Linked DNA regions of Homo sapiens: region 2 is linked to region 1. Evidence: chromatin contacts called from ENCODE Hi-C or POLR2A ChIA-PET data. All regions are on one chromosome and are shown on one strand. Each heading gives the region's core, a stretch centred on a gene start or an enhancer-like site at or near the end of the contact. The rest is flanking DNA. Distances are from core to core; before and after follow the strand shown. Region 1 has its middle 48 kb from the start of INTS6-AS1. Region 2 has its middle 10 kb from the start of MIR4703.

Region 1 (3,064 bases), core at 418-2,917:
AATTAGGGTAATTTGTGAAATTTCTCATGCACACGTGAGTGGATGTGTATGAACAGTTTGTTTTCTTACAAAGGGACAATTTACAAAGATATGTGCAGGGATTAGGCAGACCACAAAGGGATCATGCAAGTTCCTAGAGCTCGAAGGAGAAAGAATTGTGGAGTGCAGGGCCACCTTGAGAGGAGTCATGCTGGGAGACACACACACAGCTATGTGCTGGAGCCACCTCATAGGACACATGAGAGCTGACTGCATCTTTTCCCAACTTGTATTCAATGATGTCACACTGGTAGCCTAAAATCGGTCATGGTGGGAATACGGTACCATGGTAATCAGCAAATACTGTAAACCAGAACTTTTTTTTTTTTTTTTGCAGAAAGCCAGTTAAACATTTACTAGCACACCACTAGGCATAGACAGACTGAAGCAACCTCTTAAGGTGGTAGCTAAGAGAACTCACACCCAGACCCTACTCTCTCAAGGCAGAGGGAGGACGAAACTCAACCAGGAAGCCAGAGAACACAGGAGCCACTCTACATGCTCTACACAAACCATCCCCTGGAAAAGATAGCAGGGTACAGACTAGAACCGCATAGTAAGGCTACCTATCATGAATGCACTCCTGCCTGGGTGACAGAATGGCTCTCCAGTGTCTTCTTCAAGCAAGTGTGTCGACAGTGATTCAAGTAACTGAAAGAGAAACCAACAAAGTATCATTTGTCGCAATATCTCAATTATTCTCTTTTAACCATCCTTATCACTCTTGATTTTCCACATCAGTGGGGGGAACTTTGGCAGACAATTGAAAATATCACGTTTTCCGGTCAGGTCAGTGAATGAGTTTTGCTTTGTTTTGGTTTTTATAAACAATGGAAACTGACCCTGGCTAAGTTAAGAGAGAAGAGAAAGATGTGGGACAGCTCCCAGAATGAAAAAACAACCTGAAGAGTGAGACTCAGAAAGAGCAGCCCTGGGGTAGAAAGTGGTTGATGATCTCTTCAGAGCATCATTGTTGAAATCCTGGTCCTTTTTTTTTTTTTTTTTTTTTTTTTTTTTACACAGTCCTTGACTTACCCTGCTCAAGATACACTAGTCTAGAATAAAATTTGATTGGCCAACTCTCTTGGCAAGAAGCAAGTTTCCTTAACTAGCAGTCCCACTGGGACTGCCACAGTGAGGAGCCATTAGTTCCCAACAAGCAACTCACAGTGCTCTTAGAAAGAGGAACAGGAGCTGGGAAGCCAAGGAGCAGCAAACGTCCTCAACAATCTGGGACACGACCTTGCTCCAAGGTCCCTCCTAAGTTGCAGGTGGAGGGGAGCAACATTCAGACCAGTAAACTGGAAGTAATTGAGAATTAGTTGTTCTTTTAAAATCTTCAGGCATAATGTCAATAATTCAGAATGCCATAGAATCTGACATTAGAAGAGTTAATGTTTAAAAATCAAAGGTATTAACTAAACATTGGAACTAAAATAAATAGGAAACTGGAAGAAAAGCTGAAATGTGCTCCTGTATAAAAGGAAAATCAAAGCCACTGTTGTGCCATATCTGATGACCACATAAGTATGTAAGCATTGTGAGTTTGTATGAGACTTTCTGGTACACATTGGTTGTAAATATGAGGTCAGAGAAAATTCTTGGCTTCGGCAGGACACAGTGGCTCAAGCCTAGGAGGCCAAGGTGGGCGGATCACATGAGGTCAGGAGTTCGAGACCAGCCCAGCCAACATGGTGAAACCCCGTCTCTACTAAAAAAACAAAAATTAGCCAGGCATGGTGGTGCATGCCTGTAATCCCAGCTACTCAGGAGGCTGAGGTATGAGAATCGCTTGAACCCGGGAGGCGGAGGTTGCAGTGAGTCGAGATTGCACCACTGCACTCCAGCCTGGGTGACAGAGTGAGGCTCTGAGAAAGAAGGAAAGGAAGGAAGGAAAGGAAGGAAGGAAGGAAGGAAGGAAGGAAGGAAGGAAGGAAGGAAGGAAGGAAGGAAGGAAGGAAGGAAATTCTTGGCCTTTAGGGCTGTGGGTCCCCCTGGTCTGCATTGTTCTGCTCTCTCCACTCCTCCAAGCCCTGCTGTCCTTCAAGACTCAGCCCACATGTTTTCCCTCTGAGTCTTCCTGGACCAAATCCAGCCCAATCCATGATTAGTGTTTGTCATCTATGCCTTGTACTTGGCACTTTTCAAATGTCCCCTTAGCTTGTTACACACATCTTAGGTATGAGTCCTGATCTTCATTTAAGGTTCAAGAATATTGGAGGCAGGATCTCTGTCTGACAATGATAAGTTGGCTGTTGGAGGTTTACTACAACTTTATAAAAACTTGATCTTTCTTTCTTTTTCTAGTTCCTCTTCTTCCTAACCTCAAAAATATGAACCTTCACAAACGCTTGCCCTTCTTCTCTCTTTTTTCTACCTCACAATGTTATGTGTTAAAGATTGATTAATGAGAGTATACATATGAAAGCCCAGGAAGGACTTAGGTGCAGATGTTTTAATTTTGTATGATGCCCTTCCCACTACAAGGTCCCCCAAGCACATGCACATCCCTGTAATGCTTACTAATATTGATAGTATTTGCCTCATGCTACATGTACTTTCTCAATGATCTCATCTACTTGGGTAGTTTCACTGTGATCTTTTAGGGGACAACTCCCCTTCTGCCTCCAGCTGACTCATCTCCCAGCCCCAGGCCTGTATTTCTGATCAGTTGTTCTGTATCCATCTCAGACTCAGCACATCCTGAATTGAACTTATCCTTCCATACAAGCCTAGTCCTTTTCTTCATGGAAGCACTGGATCTCAAGTCATAACTGTGCTAGATGTGAGTCATACTTGAAGTCTCAGAAACATTTCAGCTCCAGAATCCCCCTCTCACCCTCCCCTACCCAATATTGGTTGCCAAATCCTGGTTGAGCCTCCCAGTCTTCCTAACGTTCTATTTTTTCTGTATTCCCATGTCCGACCTTCATTAAATTTCAACTCCGCTCCCCCACAACCATAGATCCAAGCTTTTAGGCCTCCTGGTGTTACATGTCAACAAGCTATCCACAATTTGTAGCAC
Region 2 (2,808 bases), core at 243-2,742, 41 kb after region 1:
TGAAGGAGAGGAGGATTCCAGGCAGAGGAGACCATAAGTACCAAGGTCCTAAGGCAGGAATGCCTGGCAAGTTAAATGACAGCAGAGTCCAGTGTGCAGAATGAGTAAGGGCGAGGGAATTAAGAGATAAAGTCATAGAAGGTGCCGAGGAGGGGGGTGAGCAGGTTATATAAGCTTTGTAGAGCATTATCAAGACATTGGTTTTTACTTTGAATGCGGTGGGAAGATTCTGAACAGAGAAGTGACATGATCAAACTTAATCCTCTAGAAGATTATTTTGGCTACTGTGTTGCAAATAGATTTCAGAAAGGCAAGAATGGAAGCAGGTAGATACTAGGTGCTCTGGAAACACTTGCTTATTGTAAATTGTATTTTTACATTAAGTTCTCTCTCCTTTTTTTTTTTTTTAACTTACTCTACCTTTAAACAAATTTATTTATTTTCTTATTCTCCATGTATTTAGGGTGCAATATATTCACATTTGGAAGCAATACAATTGCATTTCTTTAAAACACGGAATAAGTTTCAGACTTTTCACCATCAGGTCAAACTGGTCTCTCATTTGACATTTCATTTTCTTTTCCCTAATTTGGGCAAAAGGTTAAAAATAGTTTATTCTTCCTGAGCAGAGACAACTGCAAATCAACAGAAGTACATAGCAGTAGCCATAACACTAATGGCCAATAACTTTTGAGTGTTCTACATACACTAGGCACAGTTCTAGGTGTTCAGCAATGACTTAGCTCCTTTAATCTTCACAGTGACTTGCTGAGGTTGGTACTATTTATCATTCCCATTTTCACTGACAAGGAAGAGAAAAGTTAAAGAACTACTTGAGATTACCCAGCTGGCACATGGCCAGGCGAAGATTGGAACAAAGCCTGCGGAGCTCAGAACCTGTGCAGTTGACTGTCACATTATATCACTCTTACCTCCCAGCGATCTACAGTAAAGCCCCCACCAAGGGACTGAGGAGAGAGGGAAGGCTTCAGGAAACTTGGACTAGAGAGTACGCTGTAAAGTGAGTCTGGTCCACATGATATTATCGTGGTCCGTATATGGAGGAATGATATGTTAACACAAGGGACTGGAATGAAAAGATAAAAAGAGTCAAGACCACAGGATAACATATATCTGGGTTTTCCCAGCATTGCCCATGGAATAGAGAGCTGTATTTATTGACCAGGAGTACCCTGATCACGCAGAGTAAGAATACTCTATTGCAGAATGGGACAGCACATCAGGTTTTTCTGCAGAGTGAATAAAACACCCCTCTAATCCCCCTGTGCTGGTTAATGAACAAATGGCATTTCTGTTTATAAATCAGCCTTTTGTGAGTTTGGTTTGCTTGAATCAGCACCTCCCCCTTCCCTACAACCCCCTCTCCCCCTCAATCACCTACTATTCCTCTCCCATCTGCCTCCACTGCCCAGAGCTTCATCAGTCCCTCCACTTCCCCCGACCCCTGGGCTGAACTATAGTGACTACGAAAGCTGCCGGCTTGCACCAGCCAGCTAGCTTGCCAGCTTTACTCACCACCATTCTGAGTGGCTGTTCTGAGTTGTTTACAGCATAATACAAATTTATCTGGGGAACGGCTTTTAAGTTATTTTTGTGCCATGGTTTTGATTTATTTAAGCTTCTCCCAACTAATTGAAGAAGCTTAGTACATTTTGGTACAGAAATTTGATTTGTCATTTTGCGCTCTTGATCTGTTGCCTCCCAGGAATGTGTGGTTCCTATCTTATTTGCCATCTGACGCAGGGGAAAGCTTAGGTGGTGGACATTTATATTTTGTGCAGTTAATGTGGCATGGATTCTAGATTTATCTTTTGCTGTAACTTGGTGAGAAAATGCATTTGGAGTTTAAATAAACTGGTAACTGACAATATTGGAAAAGTACCAGAGTTTTTTCATCTGCTTCTCTCTCTGTTTTTGAACAGACTCCCAGACTCCTTCTCAGGTCTTAGCCTTCCATTTGATTCCTTAAAATTACTTAGCACACTGTTTTGTTCACATAGATAAATTTTTGCATATATTTCGTATATCTGTCTCCCCGTGTGTGTGTGTGTGTGTGTGTGTATTATATAGGTATATACTTTTAAAATTTGTTTGTTTTTAAAACTCTGCTCTAACAGAATACAGCAGTTGCTTACAGGGAGAAGAACGTGGTGGCCAGGGAGAAGGGTGGAAGGAGATTTTATTTCATTGTTTATACTATTAATATTTTAACTTTTTCAAATTTGCATGATATTTGTGAACTAGTTATTCAAGTTCACTAGTTGATTTACTTTCAAAATAAAACTACTTCAGATTGAAAGAAATTAATTTTCTCCTTATGCAGGGTCAAAAGCACCATAACATTTATGAATAAGAACTTATTTTTAAAAAAAAATAGAATAATAGGCTGAGCACAGTGGCTTATTCTGGAATCCTAACACTTTGGGAGGCTGAGGCAGGAGGATCACTTCAGCCCAGGAGTTCAAGACCAGCCTGGTCAACATAACAAGAATTCATCTTCAAACAAAAAAAAATTTTAATTAGCTGGGAGGCTGAGGTGGGAGGATCACTTGAACCCAGACATTTGAGGCTGCAGTAAGTTATGATTACGCCTCTGCACTCCAGCTTGGGGGACAGAGTAAGATTTTATCTCAAAAGAATAAATAAAAGAATGAACTGAACATGAAATGTGGTAGGCCTGTGCAAAGAATCTACAAATCCTGACCAAGAGTCATAAAGACATAAATAAATGGAAGGATAAACTCTGTTTCTGGATATTTTAATATTATAAAAAGTAAGTTCTTCCTA

Evidence for each region. Hi-C counts contacts between places; a loop is a spot of excess contacts on that map. ChIA-PET counts read pairs that join two places held with the same protein, here RNA polymerase II (POLR2A). Pooled maps may share reads with other maps.
Region 2: a map with no recorded cell type shows a loop between it and region 1 (2.6-fold over the local background). The contact joins two enhancer-like sites. A Hi-C loop is called at or near these places in 3 of 168 maps with a recorded cell type or tissue (CD4-positive, alpha-beta T cell, endothelial cell of hepatic sinusoid and heart right ventricle), 7 of 37 single-sample maps with no recorded cell type and 5 of 50 pooled maps. POLR2A ChIA-PET finds 5 or more read pairs at or near these places in 4 of 52 experiments (BJ, MCF 10A, Panc1 and 1 more).

The regions. Positions count from the first base shown.
Region 1 is chr13:51,499,729-51,502,792 of GRCh38, forward strand. No RefSeq gene overlaps it. Among named protein-coding and RNA genes, the nearest start is that of INTS6-AS1, 48 kb to the left of the region's middle. RefSeq lists an enhancer at 2,772-2,921. Within about 2 kb of position 1,668, at least 3 of the 41 ENCODE cell types and tissues checked have a DNase peak (open chromatin) inside an H3K27ac peak, as active enhancers do.
Region 2 is chr13:51,541,164-51,543,971 of GRCh38, forward strand. No RefSeq gene overlaps it. Among named protein-coding and RNA genes, the nearest start is that of MIR4703, 10 kb to the right of the region's middle. Within about 2 kb of position 1,493, at least 7 of the 41 ENCODE cell types and tissues checked have a DNase peak (open chromatin) inside an H3K27ac peak, as active enhancers do.